Regions from separate parts of the Homo sapiens genome. Here region 1 is linked to region 2. Evidence: chromatin contacts called from ENCODE Hi-C data. All regions are on one chromosome and are shown on one strand. The core of a region is the stretch at or near the end of the contact, and the rest is flanking DNA. Distances in the headings are between cores, read along the strand shown. Region 1 overlaps LINC00299 (long intergenic non-protein coding RNA 299). Region 2 has its middle 160 kb from the start of LINC01871.

Region 1 (6,213 bases), core at 3,714-6,213, 730 kb after region 2:
TCAGGGAACAGCTGTCCCAGGATTTTGGTTGAACTGGTTACCTGGGAAATTTACAAGGGAAGATTAGTAGAATAAATTTCAACCCCCATTGCTGCAGTTGATCTCAAGGCTATAACCAATATTCATCATTGTCCTCCTCCACCCTTGGTTGGAGATTCCCCCCATCCTCAATTCGCACCTCTGCTGGTCTACGTAGCTTGCCTAGTGAGGCAGTCCAGACCATCATCTCTGAAGGGTCTGCACCTCTAGTTATCATTCCCTTTGCAAGCTATGACATCTGCACTTGGCCACTTGTAGTTAAAACTGAGCATGGGAGCACCAAGAGACACCCCGGTGCATCCTCTGAGCAACAATCAATTCTGCCCTGGCCCTGTGCATCCTCAGCCCCACTTCCCCTGGCCAGCTGTGCCCACCAGGATGATATCTCCCTTCCTTTATGGCTGATCCTTGTCATGAAGACTCTAAGTGACAAAGTGGCTGGTGTAAATTAAAGTTCGTTGGGACTTTTGCTGTGTCCTCCTGCAGAGGCATCCTTGCTCTGCAAGCCAGGATCTCTACACCCACAGAACCTCATATGTCAGAGAAAGAAAGCACACATTCCCTAAGTAGGTCACTGGGGGTGTTGCTAAGTACGGCTGCTCCTACTACTATTCTTTTCTTTGGTTCCAACCTATTTGGGACACAGCAGCATTGACATAGTATGTGCACTGTCCTGGAGGACAGTGGCCCATCCTCATAGGATATCATCTCTAATCTGGGCCCTTAACTATTTACAGAAGGCTCATCCACCTCTCTGTCAAGCTGGTAGCTTCTGGGTGACGTCATATGCGATGGGGAAACTGGAACCCATGGTTATGTGCCTACTGCTGAATTTCCATTGCGATAAAATGGGTTTCTTGACCTAAAGCACTGTTAGGTGGAACCCTGTGTTGGTGGATGGTGATGCTGGCGTAGGCCCTGCAGGCAGGAAAGATAAACTTATGCCAAGACTATCTGATGACCCAGGTCTAGAGGAGTCTCTATCCCCTGCATGGGAGAAAAGGTCCACAGAGCCAACTTGCTACCAAATAGTTGATTAGTCTCTTTAAAAGACTAATATGGGGGCTTGGTGTTGCTAGTCTCTGCTGCCAACAGATTAGACATTCAGCAGCAGCAGCATGTAGAAGAGCCACGGAGAGTGGGAGCCTGTGCTGATGGGCTCTTGCACAGCCTCATTTCTGCAACTAGGGCATCCATTGTTCCTGCACTGGGTGAGACAATGACAGGCTCACTAATGTCCATCAGCCAAGTCGCCTATGTGGTTGTTTCTGCCCCTTCCACAGTGAGTGCTCTTTGCTGGTGATCACCATGTGATACCCAGATCTTCACACCCTGCACTCACCCTGATAGGTCCATCCACAGGCCCCTGCCCCAGACTTCCTTGTCTCTTGTGTTCCAATCTTTCTCTTTTTCTAACATCCTACTGCCCATGAGCCTTGCCATAAATGTCACAGGGCACATATGCTTACCTCAGGCCACCTCACTTTCCCTACACAGTGGATGACCAGAGGACCTCCCCAGATGGAAGTGCATCAGAAGACTTCCCCTCACTGCTGTCTCCCAGGGCCATCCCTGAGTGTTGCTGCCTGCAATCCATATTAAATGCACATGCGCCAATGAATCAAGCCATCCTGGCCTGAGAGAAGGCGATCAGTGTAAGCAGATGGAGAAAGAGCAGAACAAGAGTGGTGGATGACCTGAGGGCCAAGCAAACCATTTGTGCAACTTCCTTGTTCTCTCTGGCCCTGCTCATGTTCAGTCCTAGATATCCTACTTCCCCTTCTGTTGGGCCCACCCAAGTGTATAAGCAATTGAGTCTGACAGAAACCAGCCCAGCCATGTGGTTACTCAACCTCGCATGATGAAATGCTTCATCTCTATCAGGGCTGAGAAGCACACCAGGAGCCACTTCTCAAATGATGTATTCTTTGGTGCTGATGGCATGGCCTTTCTCCAGAATGCCAGGAGTGCAGTGATTATCCCAGGGCTTGCCATGAGCTCCACATGATGTCCCTTCCATACCTCTGTGATGTATCATACGTGCATGCAGTGCCGTCAAGTTCTGCCACACCACACCATAAATGCCACAGAGTACCATACAGTTGTCCAGGTCGTATGGCACAAATGACAAGGTTACTTTCACCATCATCACCTGGACCTACTGAGAATGCTTTTCTTTCTGGGTCCCAATCAAAGATGACAGCCTTCCACACCACCCAGAAAATGGGTTCAAAATGTGTTCACGAGGGCCAACTATGCTTCCTCCAGAAGCTAAAGAGGCACCTCAGCACTGTGCTACCTCTTTAATGGGAGGAGGTATGAAGTGCAATCTCTCTTTACTTTGGAGGGACTCTCCTGTTAAGTCCCTAAAAACTCCACCAATGTGGAAGGCCTCTAAGTCTTCACAGGGCTGACCTCCCAGCCTCGCTATGCATGTGGCTTACCAAGACCTCCAATCCACTTGCCACTGCTTGCTTATCTGGTCCAATGAGCATGCCACATCGAAGTCGTGGGTAAAAGTGGTAGTCTATGGAATGTCCAGATAGGGCAGGTGACTTCAGACTAAAAAACAACAAAAGTTAGCATGCTTAAAAAATAACTGGATAATTCTAAGCTCCTCAGAGACAACTGAAATTTGCCTCATTTAAAAACTAAAGATGCACTTAAAAATATAAAATCAACAAACTGTATGATTTAGTCTCTACCATTATCAAAATATTATGATTTTATTTATTATATGAGGAGTCTGTTTTAGAAACAAATATGCAAAATAAACCATAAATAAGAATTTTTTTAAGCAACAAAGTGAGAGAGTTCACATGGACCAGGAATGGGACCATAAAAGTATTCTTTGTTTGTTCCAGGTCAATGTGAACTGCTTCTGATCCTCCTTTGTTCAAGGATGAAAAACAACAGTTCACCAAGTCAATAGCTTCCTTAGAGAGGCCAAAGACTCCGTTTAATCTTGTCTAGCAAAAGTTCCATGCTTGGCACAGCCACTGCAGGTGGAGATATGACTTGACTCGCTGTATGGATATTTACTGTCCCCCATCATGGCCCACCAGGTCTGTGTGAGGGGCAGCCACCATGGTGAATTAAATGAGGCTATGGCAAGGGCCACAGCCCCTGCATCCTTTAAGTCTTTGAGGGTAACACTCATGTCTGACATTCCTGCCATCAACGCAAGATGTGGTCATATCTGTGGTTTACGATCTCGTAGGGGAAGAGGCCTACCCCACTACAACATCTTTTATTCTAGGCCAAGGAGCCAACGTGCAGGTTCTGCCAATGAACCTGCCATTCACTCCTATTATACTAGAGAACCAGGGAAATGAAGAATGTGAGCTAGGCTTGAAAAAAGATTCCATTTATTACCTGCCTTCCTGGTCTCCAGTCTAATAGGAGGGCTATGGTAGCATCTTGGGTCTCCAAATATCAATGTTAGCTTAATAGTCCTTGAAAAGCTAAGGCATTCGTCTTTCCCCAGTGTGCATTTGCCTAAATAAATGTCCTAGATACCTTTAGGAGAGAAGTGGGGGAATTATTGCTGAATGCACCTGCTGTAATATGGTACCATCCTTCCTGGGAAGAGCTCTGCTCCTCCTTCAGTCAACAGATTCTGGGGCTGAGAATTAGCTCCATTCAAGAAACTAGGCAAAAGATCCTGACTTTTGTACCTCCTGGTAATCCACACGTGCTTTCTTGTAGAAATTAAGCATTGCCCTTGTTGGGTGCCCATCTATCTCCTTCCTAAAACAATGAGCCTATTGAGAGCTCTCTGCAGGGCAGGAACCCCCTGGGTGCCCCACTGATCTTGCCTCTCATTGTGATCATGGCCTCTGCCTTGCATCCAATGGTGAGCATACCACCTGGCCTTTGTAATCCCAGGATCCTGTCATCCCCGTTGCTACCAGGAGCCAGTTCTGTGATTTCATCATCTGTCATCAGCTCTGGCACATAGAGCACAGCCATTCCTGAGCTCAGTGACTTTGGGGCCACTCTCACCAGTGCATTCCTTTGTACATGGGAAGTCCTCCAGGCCATCTCGTGAAGATAGTCAGCACCATGGATGCTAGCATGTCCACTCCAGCATGGCCACTTCTCTGAGCCATTTGGTCCCTCTCTCCACCATCTGCCTGAGTGTGGGTCACTGCTTTCTCTAGGCTTTTAAGCAACATCTGAGTTGAGTCTTAGCATTCTCTCCAGGGATCTTGACCAAGATGCTTAATCCTGTACCACCTAGATTGCTCCCTCTCAATAAACTCAACCTTATTCGATTTTATATCTACACTCTTTGATCCAATCCCATGAATATATTCCCAGGTCCTCTGCAACATATTAGCTCGACCCCACAGCTCCTTCACCTGATATCCCCTTTTGGCCAAGCCAGCCCAGCTCATCCCCAGTCGGGCTGTGCTGAGATTTGGTTCTTGTTATTCTTTGGTTTTGCCAACAGGAAAGATGAGGGTAGATCCTGATGGGTCAAGCATTGTCTTGTATGATACCTACCTCATTTGAGACCTCTGTATGATCTTCAGAAAAGGAAAGTCTTGCTTTTTTTTTTTTTTTTTTTTGACCGAGTCTCGCTCTGTTGCCCAGGCTGGAGTGCAATGGTGCAATCTGGGCTCACTGCAAGCTCCGCCTCCCAGGTTCAAGCAGTCTACAATCTTCTACATGACATGAGAAATAGGCCATTTCTGCAGGCCCAGGGGACTCAGGGGCATGTAAGTGTTCAGGGTTCCCAACTGTCCAGGGCTCCCACCCTAAGTGTAAGGGTCTCACCTCTTTCCCATTAGAGCCCTGTGTCTGAAGGACTGAGAACTTAACCTACTCAGGGTTCAGACTGGTCCTCCAGCCAACCTGCCTTCCAGCTGCAGATCATCGGGGTTTTCTTAAATGCTGCCAAGGAAGTGCTCTGGCTTTCACAGTTTGCCTGAAACCAGTGATGAGTCATCCTGCGCCTCTGCCTCTCTCTCTTCAACACTCAGTAGCCTCAGCCTCAGCCACCCAAGCCCACAGGCCTTCTGGTTATCATTTCATCAGCCGGCCACCTGCTTCCTCTCCAATTTTTCATTAGGGCCTGCAACTCACAACCACGTCCAGTGTCAGCTGCCTGAAAGTCTTCCTAGAAACAGAGTCTGAGATGGAAATTGCATGCAGAGTGCTGATCAGAGGGTGTTCTCGGGAGATTCTCCTGTAAAGAAGTGAGAAAGGCAGGATGCTGCAGAAGCTGAAGCTGGCTGCAACGAGGCTACACTTGGAGCCACCCCCAGCCAATCCTAAGTGGCGCTCTCGAGCTGGGACGGCCCATCAGAGTTGTCCCAAGTTGAGGCAAGAGGGCCGAGCCTTTGCGTTCCTTCCTCGGTCAGTTTCAGAACCTGGGGGATATGACCTGAAAAGAGGCCATTCCCTGCAGCAGGAGGGGGCATCCAGTGCGGGCTCTGCCATGGCCATCATCAACTGTCACTGCAGCTAGCGGGGAGACCTGGGCAGAGCACCCCAATGGTCACTGCAGCCGAAAGAGGACTGCTTGTCTTTCTGCTCTCACACCCCTTACCTAGGGAAGAGCAGAGAAAGGGTTGCTTGAATGGGAGGAATAGCAAAGAGAACAAAGAAATCCCAATGAGGGGAAACCTCTCAGCGCACCAGCCTCACTGTGTGCTGAGAGGCACCCACTGCCTTCCCTGCACTCCTTAGATCTTGTTCATGGGTGGTTGTTTGTTGTTGTTGTTGTTGTTGTTGTTGTTGCTGTTTTTAATGTAAGAAACAGAATCTTGCTGTGTTGACCAGGCTGGTCTCAAACTCCTGGCCTCAAGCGATCCTCCCCCCTCAGCCTCCCAAAGCACTGTGATTACAGGCGTGAGCCACTGCATCCAGTCTCATTCATCTTTTTGTACCATATTCTCTGTCCCACCACTCAGAAATATCTCAGGTGCTGTACTAGTGCCTTACACATCCTGGACCCTCAGTGCTGTCTCAAACTCCTGGCCTCAAGCAATACTCCCCACTCAGCCTCCCAAAGCACTGTGATTACAGGCGTGAGCCACTGCATCCAGCCTCATTCATCTTTTTGTACCACATTCTCTGCCCCACCACTCAAAAATATCTCAGGTGCTGTGCTAGTGCCTTACACATCCTGGACCCTCAATGCATAGCATGGTAGCACCAAAAGGT
Region 2 (6,099 bases), core at 2,480-4,979:
CCTGCTGTGTCCAATGGCTAGTGAACAATTCCAAAACCGTGGTGACAACTTCTACTTCTTTTGGGGGCCTCTACCAATTTCATAACATATAAATTATGTTCAATCATTATGGTTGTTATGTATTTTTCAAATCTATCCTTCTCTCATCTGTGCTATGCCAATACTTTCATTCAGGCTCTCCACACATTTCCCTGAAAATTGTTAAAAGCGTCTGATGCTGGGTTCATACCCATAATCTCGACACTTTGGGAGGTCAAGGTGGGAGGATTTCTTGAGGCCAGAAGTTTAAGATCAGCCTAGGCAACATAGTAAAACCCCATTTCTACAAAAAAAAAAAAAAAAAAAAAAAAAAAAAACTAGTGTGCACGTTGGTGGGCATCTGTAGTCCCAGCAATGCAGGAGGCTGAGGTGGGCAGACTGCTTGAGCCCAGGTGGCTGAGGCTGTAGTGAACCATAATTGTACCACTGTACTTCAGCCTGCATGGCACAAGGCGACCCTGTCTTAAAAATAAATGGATAAATAAACAAAGAAGAAAAATCCTCTTAGCTGGTCTTCTTGGGGCATATACAACAGAGAGGAGCAGAGAAAGTCATCGTATGTAGAGCTTAATGCCATGTGATTCTCCTCAACTGACAGGAGACGTTATTACTTCTAACATCACCATAAGATTCAATATTGTTTCCAATGTTTTACTCACCATCTCTGTGGAATCATCATATCTGCCCACTGCTTTGTGGTTTGCAGTGACCTCCCCACCACACTTTCCCCATGGGAAGAAGATTCTTCCCTGTCCCGTTCGCATGGGCTCAACCACAGGGCATGCTTCAACTAGATAAATGTGCAAAAGTGTCAAGAGCCATGTAGAAGCTGTGATAGCCATCATCTCGTCTGGTCATGCCATGTTCCCTCTGCCAGGGGACGGGCATATCCTAGATAAGAACTGCTCCTTCAGCCTGGGTCTTGGAAGGAAAAATAGCTGTCAGAGCAGCAGCTGACCTCAGCCAACGTACAACCTTTGCGAAAGGTAAACCTTTGTTGTTTCAGCCTCTGAACTTTGGGGATTATTTCTTTTTCTTGTTATATTGCCCAGGCTGAACTCAAACACCTGGGCTCAAGCGATACTCCTGCCATAGCTTCCTAAGTAACAGGGACTTGGGGTTATTTGTTACTCTTAACAGTAGAACAAAACCATGATAATACAATGAAACTTTCATTTTTAGGCTATTTAATTCCTTGTAAATCATGATTTTGTAGCAGCTGGTATCACCTTGCATAAGCTTTCATTGGATTTATGAAATAATGTCTTGTCTTACTCAGCATGAACTGCTGTGACAAACATCACAGACTAGATGGCTTCAAGAACATTTACCTCTCCTAGTTCTGGAGGCTAGAAGTCTGGAGTCAGGGTGCCAGCCTTGTTGGGTTCTGGTGAGGCTTCATCTGGTTTATAGAAGGCCACCTTCTTGCTGTGTCCTCACTTGGCAGAGAGCTCATCTCTTTTGTGTTTCTTTTTGAGGGCACTAATCTCATTCATGAGGACTGCAACCTCAGGGTCTGATCACCACTCTCAGGCCCCACCTCCTAAGACCATCACGTTAGGGATTAAGGCTTCAACCTATGAATTTTGAGGGGATACTGACTTTCAGTCGGTAGCATGTCTCTTTTGCAGAACATCCAAAGATTATTGATTATACGGGATCATACCTGGAAGGCAACATGCTGAACATAAACTCAGTAATTTACTAATGTAATCTGTATCTCTGCCCATGTCTGCTCTTTATTAATTTTCAGTGACTCAGCTGTGTGTATTTGATGTCTTAGCTCGTGTCAAAGAACGATGTATTTCAAAAGTCTTTCTCTTAAAAATGATTTGTTAAAAAGGAGAAATATTTCTGATGTTGAGCCTTTTCTTCACTTCTGGCTTCAGAGCAGTGAGATGTCCTCTTTTGGTGGCTCTATTAACAATTAACCTTCACATAAATGGCAGCCAACCTTCCCTTTGACACTGTAATTGTTCCATAATTCTGGCTTGAAAAAGACTATTTCATGATCGGCAGCAAACATTTGTTAAACCTCCATTAAGCACCAGGTTGAGAAACAATAAAAATGTACAATTCAGAGCCTACTCTGGGGAAGAACATGCTGGAGCCTTGGAGGCAGAGCAGCCTGGGTGCCAAAGGGAGAAGTCAGGTGAGGCCTCAGGGCCAGGAGAAATTTCACCCCTTTCAAAAATAGGCTCCAGAAGGGCTTCCTGGAAAGCACAGAGGGAAGAAACAGCACCAAGAATGGTGGATGGAGGAGACAGGACTGGAACGTGACGGGAAGGTAAAAAGAAAGTGGGAAAAGAGAAGAAAAAGGACACTTTTCGAGCATCTGCTACATGATGTTAGGATTTACATTTTTTTCCTAATGCAATCTTTAAAGCAAGTCTTATGAAGTGGGCATCATCATGCCCATTCTAAAGACAGAGACATTGAGGCTGATCACTTACTCAATGCCTCACGGCTAGTAAGTGTCCAAGCTATGAGTTCCTGTTCTCTTTGCCTTTCAAGCCGTGGCTTTTGCAATGTGTAATTTTTCTGATCTTTGACCTCTTAAACCACATTACCTACATATCCCTTACAACCTCCCTTGACTGTTGTAAGCCTAAAATGAGAAGTGAGTGTGTGTAACCTCTCAGCTGCAGAGTCTCCACACTGGGCACTCCTTTCTGCCCTTGCACATGCTCTTCCCTCTGCGTGAAAATGGCCACACTGCCCAAGGTAATTTATAGATTCAATGCCATCCCCATCAAGCTACCAATTGGAAAAAACTACTTTAAAGTTCATATGGAACCAAAAAAGAGCCCACATTGCCAAGTCAATCCTAAGCCGAAAGAACAAAGCTGGAGGCATCACGCTACCTGACTTCAAACTATACTACAAGGCTACAGTAACCAAAACAGCACGGTACTGGTACCAAAACAGAGATATAGACCAATGGAACAGGACAGAGCCCTCAGAAATAACACCACACATCTACAACCATCTGATCTTTGACAAACCTGACAAAAACAAGAAATGGGGAAAGGATTCCCTATTTAATAAATGGTGCTGGGAAAACTGGCTAGCCATATGTAGAAAGCTGAAACTGGATCCCTTCCTTGCACCTTATACAAAAATTAATCCAAGATGGACTAAAGACTTAAATCTTCCCTCTGCTTAGAATGCTCCTGTACCTGTTGGCAGTACATGCCAGTTCATGCAGGCTGCAGACACTCTCAGCAACAACATTTGCACGGAAGGGAAAGGACTCTTTGAAAGTTATATGCCATCTTAGATACATTCCTGGCTGTTATCATAGAACGAGTTAAAGCATATCAGTATTTGTAACTCAGCAATACATGCTTTTGTATACTTTGAATGAGAATTTACCATATCTTTTTAAAAGAATCCAATATACATTCTGATTTATCATCTGCCATTGCCCGTTTGTCTTATCTCCCTTTCTGAAATATCCTTTCAAGATGGAAAGTACAGCTGATTACAGAAGGTGTGTTTATAACTTGGTGACAGAGAAAGGAAAGTCAGGCGAGCACTATTGAATCAGATAGTTGGGGGTTTTATTGTGTTCTCTGAGCTACTTTTAATAAACTTTCTTGATACTCAGTAAAAGGATGTGGTCTCCATCAAAAGCTCTTTTCGGTAACCAAATCAACAAGAGGAGAAAAACACACCTACACAGTCCCAGGTGCAGCTGAACTGTGGAGAACTTTGTGAGGGTGCAGGGTGCCTCTGCTCCCACCAGCTCTGAGGGGCTCCCTGGGACCGGCAGCTCACATCTCACACAAAGTCACAGGTGTGTGGCAGCAGCGAGCTTCTTTCAGCTACAAGTTCAGAGGAAAGAGAGTGCACTGCCCTGTGCTCTCCCAACTTAGAATTGCAGCTGTCTTCCAGCTAACACTTTTCTATGCCCACCTCAATCTCAAAGCACTGGCCAAAGTCCAAGTATACTGAGCAGCCCCGAATTCATCTGCCAAATGCCCATCCATCCTCTTAGCCAGTCAAGCATTTGTAGGGACAGGGGTGTAGAGAGGAGGCTGGTTTGGAAAATGAGGCATCGGCTTGGGGTGATGGAGGAGAAGCACATATGACTCTTGCCCAAGGATGGGCAGGACCTCCTTTGCTTGGGGCCATTCCCCGCATTCTCTCATTGAGGTTAAAGAGAAGACACATGTCCTCCTGCCAGAGTCCCATGTTCAATAAATAAAACATGGCTGAGAGACAGGGTGTGGCTCCTGGGAGACTGCTGCTCATTTCTCTTTAGAAAACCCCCCACTGCCGACAACTTTTCTTTCTGTCTCGGAATTCTTCATGCATGTTTTGATGCATCTTTAATTCTATACATGTTATAGTCAAGGTACTTTGGTAGACCCCATGACATGTCAAAATATTGTTTGTCTTTGTCTTAAAGTTGTTATACCTCAGTTTCTTTACCATATAAGAGTGAGCATTTATCTTTATTTATTTTAAGGAGTTATTCAAAGTTATTACATAGATGAAAAGTCAGACAAGCAGGGAGCATGTCTGTTTGGTTGGCCTCTGCTTCATCAGTTCCTAGCTCAGTGCTATGCAAGAAAATACACAACTAATAGATAACTATTCTCTGGTCTGTAGTAGCAGTGATTTAAAAAACAACAGAAAAAGGCTACTCTAGTGTGAAGTGTCAACTCTAATACATTCATTGGCACACTCTGGGTGCTTTCACATATATGACTTCCTTTAGGCTTCATGGTCACTCTGAGAAGTAGGTCTTATGATAGTCGTTTGACAGAGAAATGGGGACTAAGAGAGTTTAAGTGACTCCACAAAAGGCTCAACATTTGTGTTGCAGCCAGAGTTTCAACCCAGACCCTTAAATCTAAGCCCGATGCTGTTCCACCAAGCCATCGTTCTCTTCCAATAGTGAGAAATATACTCTAGCCGGCAGGGTGCGGTGGCTCACGCCTGTAATCCCAGCACTTTGGGAGGTCGAAGCGGGGGGATCATCTGAGGTCGGGAGTTTGAGAACAGCCTGACCAACGTGGAGAAACCCCATGCCTACTGAAAATACAAAATTAGCCAGGCGTGGTGGCACGTGCCTGTAATCTCAGCTACTTGGGAGGCTGAGGCAGGAGAATTGTTTGAACCTGGGAGGCAGAAGTCATGGTGAGCCGAGATTGCACCATTGCACTCCAGCCTGGGCAACAAGAGCAAAACTCCATCTCAAAAAAAGAAAAAAAAAAAAAGAAATATACACTAGTCCACAGGAGGTAAGCACTGCTGGGCTATTCTCTTCACTCTCAGCCAACATGCCTAGTGGAATTCCACTGAGCTGGGGCCTGGCCAATTTGTCCCACACGTATGAGTGATGTTGCCATGCTGGGGGCTATACCTACATTGTTTCATTCTTCTTCAGAATAACTCTTCAAGGTGCCATCACAGCTGGGGCCATCAAAGCTGAACTGCAGGGAAGATCGGCCATGTCCCAGCATCACCCAGCTTTGCCTCCAAAGCTGCTCTCTGAATCACTGTGCTCCCCACACAGCCGCTAACATGTCAGTTGATTTTCAGGCATTGTACCAAAGAGCAGGGGCTTCTCAAGCTTTCCAAGGCCCTGGGGAGGCACTCCCAAACCAGATTTATGCATATAACAATGTAGTGCTCATGGGCCAATAATACCATCACTTCTACAGCACTCATTACATGTTGGCTGTCATTCTGAGTGCTGTAATGCATTCTAGCACATGTGTTCTTTTTCTTTTTTTAATTGAACCATGTTAGTGAATCTCTAGAATTATCACTTTTTGTCATCAAAACATGAGCCATATCACAAGTAAACATTACTTTGTTCTGTATTTTATAATCAGCTCTTATATGGCCAGCATGTGACCAAATGGATAAACAAGGTGATGCCCACGATGATCTCACAGCTTGGAAAGTAGCAGAGTACACTGGTGAGCAACCGGACACCTCATGTACACTGTACCAAGTGCTCTATAAATGTTCCTTCAGTTAGGGGCACCCTGAGATGGAAGGACCCACTGGCCTGGTCTTTTCAAAAGGGATGCATGTAACACT

What was found. A loop is a pair of places that touch in the nucleus more often than their neighbours do. Pooled maps may share reads with other maps.
Region 1: a loop to region 2 is called in a pooled map, with 5 times the contacts of the local background. The contact joins two enhancer-like sites. A Hi-C loop is called at or near these places in 1 of 168 maps with a recorded cell type or tissue (ovary), 2 of 37 single-sample maps with no recorded cell type and 7 of 50 pooled maps.

Annotation. Positions count from the first base shown.
Region 1 is chr2:8,297,193-8,303,405 of GRCh38, forward strand. LINC00299 (long intergenic non-protein coding RNA 299) reads right to left here. Exons shown (of 9, transcript NR_034135.1): 3 at 2,484-2,601. Among named protein-coding and RNA genes, the nearest start is that of LINC00299, 28 kb to the right of the region's middle. RefSeq lists enhancers at 3,478-4,034, 5,140-5,199. Within about 2 kb of position 4,964, at least 17 of the 41 ENCODE cell types and tissues checked have a DNase peak (open chromatin) inside an H3K27ac peak, as active enhancers do.
Region 2 is chr2:7,564,087-7,570,185 of GRCh38, forward strand. No RefSeq gene overlaps it. Among named protein-coding and RNA genes, the nearest start is that of LINC01871, 160 kb to the right of the region's middle. Within about 2 kb of position 3,730, at least 4 of the 41 ENCODE cell types and tissues checked have a DNase peak (open chromatin) inside an H3K27ac peak, as active enhancers do.